2 separate regions of the Homo sapiens genome follow, and region 1 is linked to region 2. A link is a loop called in an ENCODE intact Hi-C map of the cell type or tissue named here. Cell type or tissue: CD4-positive, alpha-beta T cell. All regions are shown on one strand. Links, peaks and the distances in the headings refer to the core of each region. The heading gives the core; the rest is flanking DNA. Region 1 holds the start of LOC105376387 (a long non-coding RNA gene). Region 2 overlaps SFMBT2 (Scm like with four mbt domains 2).

What was found. A loop is a pair of places that touch in the nucleus more often than their neighbours do. Peaks named below come from ENCODE experiments on the same cell type or tissue, not always from the same donor. Only the 100,000 strongest peaks of a DNase experiment are listed, where the experiment ranks them.
Region 1: it touches region 2 in a loop (2.4-fold over the local background); 8 of 110 quality-filtered maps call a loop at or near these places.

The regions. Positions count from the first base shown.
Region 1 is chr10:7,115,160-7,120,533 of GRCh38, forward strand. It overlaps LOC105376387 (a long non-coding RNA gene), which reads right to left and starts at 3,310. Exons shown (of 5, transcript NR_188183.1): 1 at 3,121-3,310. In CD4-positive, alpha-beta T cell, for the core only: no CTCF peak of the experiment used is centred there; no DNase peak of the experiment used is centred there.
Region 2 is chr10:7,191,033-7,196,406 of GRCh38, forward strand. All of the region lies in intron 15 of SFMBT2 (Scm like with four mbt domains 2), which reads right to left. Among named protein-coding and RNA genes, the nearest start is that of SNORD129, 6.9 kb to the left of the region's middle. In CD4-positive, alpha-beta T cell, for the core only: no CTCF peak of the experiment used is centred there; a DNase peak (open chromatin) is centred at 2,219; H3K4me3 peaks cover 1,248 bases; H3K27ac peaks cover 2,300 bases.

The sequences.
Region 1 (5,374 bases), core at 83-5,082, 76 kb before region 2:
ATTGGCCTAGGAGGTAGATTATCTGGACTCCAGACCTCTCTCTGCCATAGGTGTGTTTTTGAGCTATGGGCAAGTCGTTGATAATATCTGAGCTCAGTTTCTTTATTTGGAAAATGCAAGGGTTGGGTGAGTTATTGCCTGAGGTTCCTTTGAGCCCCATCATCCTCTCTCTTTCTCCCCTGCTTGCGGAGTGATTTGGGTTCTTATTTAACTTAAGTGCAATGGACATAGCTCTTCTCAAAGGGAACTTGGGAATCTTCTAGGATACAAGCATTTTCCAGCAGAATTGGGGCATCCCTAGATGCAGAATGTGATATCCATTTTTGCAATTAGATACTTTGGGAAACTTGGCTCTGAGGGCAGAGCTGATCTAAAACCCAGCACTCAGCAACATCAATTGCCACCTTGGGCTTACAAAGAAGAGAATCTGCAACTAGTAACAGTAATTTTAAATAACCACTCTGAATAGATTTGTGTACACATCTGCTTTTCCTGAAGGGACCTGAGATGTGTCCTCAGAGAATGACACCAGCACTTAGCCAGCACCACTCACTCCGAAGAACGTCACAGCAGCAACGGATGGTGGAAGAAAAGTCTGCCGCGGGTTTGCAGTGTCTTTTTCAGACCATCCCACAGAAACTTCTGCTCCTAAGTCCTAGCAGGGGAGCATGTGTTTGCAAGGTCCATCATCCTTTTTTCTCTTATAAGAAGGCTGAATTGAAACCTGCACAGCAGTGGGACACAATGGGTCATGTCTGTACTCCCAGCAATTTGTGGGGCTGAGGATGCAGGATCTCTTGAGCCCAGGAGTTCGAGATCAGCCTGGGCAACATAGCAAGACTCTGTCTCTATGAAAATGTTTTTAAAAATTAGCTGGGGATGGTGGCACACGCCTGTGGTCCCAGTTACTTGGAACGCTGAGGCAGGAGGATTACTTGAGCCCAGGAGACCAGCCTGTCTCTACAAAAAATGAAAAAAAAAAAATAGCTGGGCATGTGGTTCATGCCTGTCGTCCCAGCTACTTAGGGGACTTAAGGTGGGAGGGTCACTTATGCCTGAGTTTGAGGCTGTGATTGCATTCACTTTAGTCTGGGTAACAGAGCAAGACCCTAATAAAAGTTTTTTTTTTTTTTTTTTTTTTTAAAGAAAGGAACCTGCACAGTGAGGTGCTCCATCACAGCCACACAACTCTGTCAACACAAACCAGCCTACTTAAGTCTCTTATTCTCCATATGTCAGACCCAGCATGGAAAGACACCCCTAGATAGGGGGAAATGGAACCAAACAAGGAGCCACACAGATGGGCAAGAGACTGCAGGGCTGCAAGGCAAGGCCTTTGCCACATTGACCAGATGGTAGTTTCCAGGAGGAGAAAGATCTGATTTGAAGACAAGAAGGAGAAAATGACCTCTTAAATTTGGGAATTGAAGACAATAAAAGAGATGTTAAATTATCTGCATTCTTGTAGAAATACAGTTCAGTGAAACAGTTAAGATCAAGAGCTGTGCCAACTATGGTGGCTCACACCTATAATCCCAGCAACTCGGGAGGCCGAGGTAGATTTGCTTAAGTCTAGGAGTTCAAGCCTGCAGTGAACTATTACCATGTCACTGCACTCCAGCCTGGGTGACAGAGCGAGACCCCCAATTCTAAACAAAACAAAAAAAAGGATCAAGGGTTCTGAAATTCATATCAAGGTTTAACCACTGCTGACCTCTATAACCTTGCACAAGAGACTCAACATCTCTCCAAGCTGCATGTTCTCACCTGCAAAGCATGAGAAACAATAGGAACAATCTCCTAGGGATGTTGCAAGAATCAAAAAAGCTAAGGATGGTCGAAGTGCTTATAACTATTAACCACCATAAATCCTCAATCAGGGCAAGGAATGATCATCAGTCAAGGGGCATACACAAGTAAGAACAGAATCATCTTTAACCTGAAATTCCTCTTTTTAAATGGGAAACAGTATATACTTTTCTGGGTTATTGATTATGATTTCTATATTTTCAGACCCCAAAATCAGATCAAGTGCTTTCTGAAGTTCACATTACTTCTGAAACAATGGAACAAAGCATTTTAAATAAACGTGACTCAGACAATTCAGAACATATGGTCGTCATAATGTGTGTCCGTGTTGAACTATCCCTGAAAAGAGCATGGAGCACTAAGCATTTAACAGTAAATGAATTACTCACAATCACATGAAAATATATAGACCAAGAAACAGTCTTGCATCGAACACCATCAGTGCCTTAAATTTAACTACTGGGGCCAACCTCTTGTGAACAGACAGATTTGCATCTTTTTTGTCTTACCTGCCTAGTACAAGGCAACAGGGTATAACTCAAGCCAGAGATTTATTTTGAATAAAACAATAACGAAAACTTGCTATCATAATCATTTCAGAAGGGGTGGCCCACTGCAACAGAATTCCCAGCTTTCTAGGTCACCCATTGTTCTTGGAGAGGTGGTGAACTTTACTGCATTTTGGAAAGAACAAGAAGTGTCCTCAATGCCAATTCTCAGACATGACAAAAACACTAGTAACAGTTTGTCAAGAGAAAAACACACCATGACATAAACATTTATAGATAAAGTTTTTGCTAAGGTTTAATATTATTCTAAACATATTTCAAGGGTTTCTTTTAAAATGTATGTTTGGGGGGATTTCTTTTCACTGATGTGTGGGGAGGCTGAGCTCCATGCTCACCTACAAGGGAAGAGAAGGAGAAGTACACTCTTCAACTTTCAGAACACAATAGTAAAGCTTCGAGCACGGAATAAATATTGAAACGAATTTTCACACTGGGAAATCTACTCACAATAAGTAAGTAGGATGGAGAAGGAAATGAAAGGGCCCCGTTTTTCAGCGTCAACACAATACGTACAAATCCTCAGGCTCACCAGATGAATCTTTGTGCAGACTGTGTCGCTTGGGTGTTAGCATGGAGATGACAGAGAGTGATTTTCAAAGAATATGTACAGCCTCTGCAGCCTAAATTGAGTGGAATAAGATCTGAGTGAAAAGCAAGCGCAGTCAATAATAGCCAGGGCCGGCCATCGAAAGCTTCTCAGAGGAGAACCCAGCGGTGAGTAAGAAGTAGAGAACATTCTTACCTCGCTTAATCCCCCAGACCACGTTCCAGCCATCTGCTGTGGAATTACATTCAAAACTAAAGTAGGTCATAGAATTGTTAATGAGAACACAGGAACTTCAGGGTTCTAGAGATCTATCCTTCAGTTTCTTCTTTTGGAAAATGAGAGGCTCTTAAGTGCTCCCCTCAGAGGATTTTTGCAGGGATTGAATGAGCGAGTCTGTACAAAGCACTGGGAATAGTGCCCGGCACAGAGCAGGAGGCTCTCCAGGGTGAGCGCTCTGTTTGCACTCATGGCTTTCATTGCCACCCTGATTGCTGTTCTTCACCTCTCCCGGCCTCCTGTCTGCAGAGGGCTTGGTGACAGCCACAGCCAGAGGTTCCTAGACTTTTCTTTCTTTTTTTTTTTTTTTGTTTTGAGATGGAGTTTTGCTCTTGTTGCCCAGGCTGGAGTGCAATGGCATAATCTCGGCTCACCGCAACCTCTGCCTCCCAGGTTCAAGTGATTCTCCTGCCTCAGCCTCCTGAGTAGCTGGGATTACAGGTGCACGCCACCACGCCCGGCTAATTTTGTATTTTTTTAGTAGAGACAGGGTTTCTCCATGTTGGTCAGGCTGGTCTCAAACTCCTGACTTCAGGTGATCTGCCTGCCTCAGCCTCCCAAAGTGCTGGGATTACAGGCGTGAGCCACCGTGCCTGGCCCATAAATTCACTTTTCAAAATAGCTAGGGTTCTTTTATTTCTTCAAGGCCAACTTTGTGTAGACTACATTAGCACATATAGGTAAACTGAAAACCCCACTGAGGAATGAGAGGTAGACTTGGTCATAAATGTCAGGGGGTACTGGAAGGCCCTGCGAGAGCTTCAGCAGGAAGGATCTGCCAAACCCAAGTTGATGAAGAAACCTAGCTATCATCATGGAAGTCAAGAAGATTTAATTAGGAATCCACACTGATTTAGCAGGACGCTGATCATGGCAGTCTCTGCTGCTGTGGATCTGAAAATGGCTCTTCGTGTTTTACATCCCCGTTCCCACCCCCAGATGTCTACTGTGAAAACTGCCACTTTTCACCATCATTTGTAACACCTGGATTATCAGACGCTATCTTTTCTGAAAAGCAGCCTATATTTATTTCGGTTGAGTTTGGAAAATTTCTGGTGAAGAACTTTATCAATGTTGTCACCAGTATACCTTATCACCTTCAAGCAAATTGCCAGGCCGATAGGGTGGGGTGGATTACCCAGGAGCCCTCCAGCTGAGCAGCTCTAAAGTTGGAGGAGACTGGCCAACAAGACTCACCAAATTCTTATCACACGCTTTGTTAGTAGCAAGGAATCAGCATGTTGAAATGCTGTTACGATTCATGACTCACCTTCACAGCCTCCATTCAGACCTTGAGAAACGCTTCCAAAAACTGCAGGAATGATTTCTGAAGGCTGCTCTGGCTATACTTTTTTGTTCGTGTCTACCAAGAGTCTTTTCCAAGCCGCATTGCGTTCATTATTGAACAAGAATTCCCTGTGTTCCTCAAGTTCCCATGAACAAACAAAGCCCCTATAGCATTGTCATGGGAACCTACAGAAAAGATCACAGCAGTGGTACTTATGAAGCAACTCTTCTAGAACCATCTGATATTGACTATTGAGCTGCTTCTCCCGAGAACGTCGTCAAGGCCACGAAAGGAACAAACAAAAAGAACTCTTTTATTTCTGGTCATAGCGACTGCAGCACTGGAACAACCTGACATACATACACCCACTTGAAAACATTTTGTAATTTGTCCAGTTAAAGATTCCACTTCTTACGTTTTTTAGGTGTGCCCAGCTGAGCCACTTACTCTAACAATATTTTTATGGTTTCATATAACCATCCCCTATCACAAAGGTGTTGCTTGAATTTCAGTACAGGTATTCGGGCGTGTAAAACACAGAAAGAGAATTGCCAATCTTCCTGTACACTCCAGGCATCAGCACCTTGAGAGAAAAGCTCATTAGCAAGAAGAGAGGAAAATCCAATTTCCAACATGTAGTCTTTTGGCTGCAAATGTTGATAGCAATTTCAGTCATTAGTCTCTTTCATAAGTGCTGAAATCATTATAGTAACAGAATGGCCAACGGGCAACCTCACCTCAGGCTCATTCTTGCAACCGCTACCTAAGCCTGATGATTTCTCTTTCAAAATAATTACAGGAGCAGCCATGCTGGCCATGAGGAAAGATGGGACCTTACACACTCACTCTTCAACCTGGGCCAAGAAAGAGTCTGCTTTATTATTC
Region 2 (5,374 bases), core at 123-5,122:
CTTTTGCCGTCTGCCATGATTGTGAGGCCTCCCCAGCCATGTGGATCTGTGAGTCCCTTAAACCTCTTTTCCTTTATAAATTGCCCAGTCTCAGGTATGTCTTGATCACCAATGTGAAAACGAACTAACACATTCCCCCACCTCATTTCTCAGCTCTTTTACAGTAAAATCCTTAAGAAGAGTCTACACTCAACAGCGCCTTTTCCTCTTCTTCAGTCCTCTCTGGAACCCAATCCAATGGGGCTTTTCTGTGTCCACAATGTCCCTGAAACTGTCTTATCCAGATGCCTGGTGAGAGCACATGGCCGAAACGCTGGGCAGCTCTGGGTCTATTCTCACCCTGCCGGCAGGGGCTTCCCTGTCTTCCACCTCACGCTCTGAGAGCCTCACCTCCCAACAACCGCCAGGGCGATCCTTTCAACAGGTCAGATCAGGCCTTTCCTCTGCTCTGTTCTTCTCTTAGGATTGTTCTTCCTGGGGAAACCCTTCCAGACCATCCCTCCCCATCCGGGTCTTTACTCCAAAGTCCGTATCAGAAAGGTCTCTGCGAGTATCCTCTGTACACAGCACATTCCTCCCTTCATTCTCTGGCCTCTCATGGATAACTTGTCTTATTATTAGTATAGGATTATTCCGTAATTGGCTTATTTGTTCACCATCCACCCCCACTAAGACATAAGCAGCAGGAAATCAGGGACTTCATTCTGTTTGCTGCTGTATCCATGGCAGATACAACCATAACTGGCAAGAGTAGGTGCTCTATAGATATTTTTTGAATTAGTTCAATAATTTCAATATGGGCTCTGAAATTAAATTATTCTGTTCATCTAAAAATTAACAATAAATTCACTCCAAGTATTTGATGCCATATAATCTACATGAATGGAGGCTCAGGAGTTATCATTTGCTATTGCTTTTCATTGCTACAAAATCTTATCCTATGCTATGATAAGAAAGTTCATCAAATTTATCTTGTCTTCTCTATGAGAAAATAATAAAGAAAAGCCTGACATGCAAAAAAAAAAATGTGCACTTTTCCTTTGCCAACCTTCCCTCAGCACCCCAGACCATGTGAGTGTGTTCAAGTTCACACCCACCCGTAAGCCTGGCACATTATTCTTAGTGGGTTAACTAATGTTCAGCATAAATTGAAAACAGCAGCAACAAAAACACAGCACAGTATCTTCAAGAGGCCTGTCTGCATCTGTCTTTGATTCCGAGGACTGACTTCGCTGAGGTCAGCTGGGTAAGACATTCCCTCTGTCCAATATCACATGGAAAAGTCCTCAATACGAGATCGTCATTCCTACTCCCTCAACACCTCCTCCCCTGGGTGTTACCGATAAACTTACGACTGCTTCGAAGAATGAAAGCTCTTCTCCTACCACCAAGTCTATGAACACTGAAGGCTGCTTGGGGCAGCCGACTTTCAGGATTCCGACCAGAAAGCTTTCTAGTTTTTAGGTACATGTTGTTGTGAGTGATAGCCCAGGACAAATGCTCAGAGCTCCACAATGAAGGGGAAATTCAAACAGCACATGACAGACTCCCCAGATGTGAGAACCAGACACCCCAAACAAAAACACGGAGGGAAATCGCTTAATGCATCAGCCACAGGGGCAGAAATCGAAACCGTAAATAACAGCTGAGGCCAAATCCCAAACCGCCAGGTCCCACTGGAAAGATCCCAAACTGCAGGTGACCAGGAGCCAGAGTCACCTGAGCCCTTTGGGGGTCGGAGGTCACATCACTATTTGCAGTGGGGCGTCTCTGACTCAGGGCCGGGGGTCCGGGGCACACCGCATTCTGGTTCAGGGGTGCCGCACTACTTCTTTGATTCTGCTGGTCTACGCCTTCACACCCAGTCTTTGGACCTCAGCTGAGTGCCCTGGTCTCACCAGCATCTCAGCAAACGGGGTGGAGAGTTACACTGGAGCAAAAAAACAAGCCCTGAGAAGCGCCTCATTGCAAAGCATCCTGGGTGCCAGGCTTCCTGGGGCTTTCTCTGAACTCTTAAGCACCAAAAGAAGAAAAAAGAGAGCAGAAAATCAGGCGTTCTATTTCTACCTTTCTATAGAAGGTTACAGCTCATCGATTTCCTTTCTATAAACGTTCCTCTCTTAAGCTCCTGAACCTGGACTGCCAAAAAGCAGCACACAGGACAGGCCAGGTCTGCTGCCGAGCAAACACAAGTGGAGAGCCCCTGCCTGCTCAGCACCCCTGAAGCTCATGCGGAAAACCCACAAAGGGGTGCCCACAGATGGCCCACATGAAAGGCATGTTTCTCTTTTTTTCTGAAAAACAGAAGTTAGATACTGTCACTGACATTTACATACTGATATTTTAAGCCAAATAAATTCTAAGAAAAACCACAAGGCTCCCCAAGTCTCTGAGAGCCACCCTGGGATTTTCTCCAAGGACAATGTCCCCCCACCATGATGTGTGGAGTCCCTGTGAAGGCAGAGGCTCCATCGCCCTACCCAGGTGCGTGTTTTCAGAGTCGTTTCTGCCAGGAGCGCTTGGCTGGTCTGCTCTCACCTTCATCATGGGTCTGTGTCTGCAGCTGAAACAGTCACTCCAGGACCCACGGACAGGAGTAAATAGATTAGATGTTCCGCTCCCCGTTGGCCTCTTGTGCCCAGGCTGGCTCACTGGTTTGCTTTCTCTTTCACACACAGACACTAGCCTGATACACTGTCTATAAAGTGAGGACTACAGGCCTGGTGATTCATGAGATGGTATGTAAGTTACAAGGCAAAAATTTCCTGAACACCTCGTGCAATGCAAAGGAACGCAACAGCCGACAAGACCCTTTTGGTCATAGGAGGCGAGCAATCTCCTGATATGACATAGATCATGGTTTATCTCTCTTTTGGGGACCCTGGTACTCCGGGAGAGGTTGGGGTAGAAGGATTTGGGATAGAAAAAGATGCTCCCAATGGACAATGACCCTACTGAGCATGGACACGTGACTTAGGATAAACAGCATCACCACTGCCTGTGCCTAACAACTCCACCCTCCATGCAACTGGGCATGGGCATCCTGTAAAAGGCCCAGCATGTGAGGGGCGGTCACCAGCTGGGCCTGTGCCTCCACGCCAAGGCCTGCTTCGTTCTGAGTTTGCTTATGGGGTACGTCTGGACCTCAGTGGACCATTGAGTGACTCTGGTTCCAGCTTCTCCCAGGTCCCCTACCTCCCCTCGCTGCACCCCCTCGAATTGAGGCCAGACACGCTCGTGGTCCTGCCAAACCCCACTCAACTCTAACACCCATCAAGTGAGTAGAGCCATGCATTAAAGACCACTTTTGCCAGAAACTTCGTCCTCTCTTATAAAGCGGCCCACTCAGACAGAACCCAGAACTGGACTCTGCAGCCTGCACTGAGCCTTGCCAAAGACCATGTCTGCATCCACACCCCGAGACGTCTATTTCTGGCAGAACAGATCAGGGTGAACCGCTCTCACTGCACATCTCCTACACATAAAGTGTTCAAGTTCCTAATAACACCGATGGCCAGGAAAAGCAATGCACTCTGTCTTTACTTCCATTACCTCGTTCTCTTTAACTAAAATGAAATTTGAAGCTACAGAGGCTCTGGTACTGAAAGAGGAGCATTAGCGTAAATATTAGCTTGGTGGCACTTACATTTTTCTTGCACTCACAGAACTGAAGCACTCACCTACTTTTTTGTTTTGTTTTGTTTTTCTTTCTTCCTGCCACATGCATTTTTCAAACATCAGCAAAAAACTAGTTTTGTCATTAGAAAACTGCTCTGGACTCGGCTTTAAATTTGGCCGCTGGCACTTATCGGAGAATTGATCAGGGATAACCACTTCTGACTTAAACAAATCATTTAGTAAAGTAAAACAGCCAGCCCCTCAAGACAGGCTGAAGCCAAGGTCATCTTGTGTGTTAACAGAGCTGGCAGATAAGGGAAGGTGTCATTTCAACAACGGAACACGTCACGTGAAACAGGCTTGCAGGCAGCTTCGAAGAAGCCCATCAGCTCTCCGTATTTTTGTCAGTTGTTGTGTCCTCATCCTATCACTCACAACAAAAACAGGCAGAAATACAGGCAGACAACATTGCCCTAGTGGAAATCCATTCACAGACTGACAGCTGTGGCAGACGGAAGAAAGTCAATTCTCACTCTAGGGTCCTATTTCCGATGGTGGCAGAAATTCTTATGTGTAATCCTGGCTTGATTTCTGTTTGGATTGAGTTTAGTATCTGCAGGGATCTCCAATCTGTGCCAATTTATTCACTTAGCATTAACTAGCGGTCCTGCTGCTTAACCACACTGCGGAGCCCTTCCCAGGGTGTGGCCCTCCCAACTCAATCACCCTTTCTCTTTAGCTGTGAATTTCTCATATATGGAATCTACTTGCCACTTAGGCTTAGTGAGATGCGTACTGTTCGATTTCAAGACCAAATGCAGAAATGAGCTATTTACAAGGAAGGCAGCTCCATTCTGCTGCTAAATGAAGATGTGTATGAAGGCCCTGGTACAATGGCCAGGCCTGCAACAGACTCTAAACACGAACAAGGGCCCTTTCTGGGTCCATCCCTTGCAGTCTGCACATTTCAGGTGCTGTGAGGATCCTCTCCTCTTCCCTCCTTCATCACCCGCACCCCAGATGCCCCAGCCTTGTTCCTGCTCCTCTCCCTACCAGGGGCAGGCCACCTGTTCCGCAGTCCCCACAGATTGCAGATGCCTCCGGTGTGATCTCACAGTGTGCATGCCAGGTCCTGTCCTGGAACCTGGGACCACGTGGCTACCTTCTATTTACATACTCATCTTTCCCATCGACTGGACGCTCATGTGGGCCAGGGACCACCTGCTTAACATTCTACATGCTCCCAAATAAATGACCACAACAATAGCCTTATCGATTTCTGACAGGTTTCTTCTAAACTGTAACCTCTACTTCCTCTCTCAAGCAGATGTTTTTTTAAATAAAAAGGTCTTTAACTACGAATACCACTGATGACCAGGAAGAGAAAATGCCCTCTGACTTCCCTTCAATGGCCTCTTTCTCCTCAAGTGAAATGATATTTGAAATCACACCGAGGCTCTCGTGTGGAGGGAAAGCTTGAGTCTCGCATCCCTCTGAGGGTGCCCTATCCATAGATTCAAGTCCAAATCACTTAAAATATCAGAGAAGGCCTTTCACAAGCAGGCCCCATCCAATTTGCTCCATCCAACCTCACACTGAAGCATCAAGGCAGGCCAGCTTCCTGTTTTTCTTCTCAAAATCTAATGCACCCTTTTATGCCACGGTTTATCTCCAGCCTAAGTTCCTAAGCTCCAGCCATACCTGACTTTCCTTTCTGAAACACACCTTGAATGCCCACCTGTGTGGCCATGCCCAC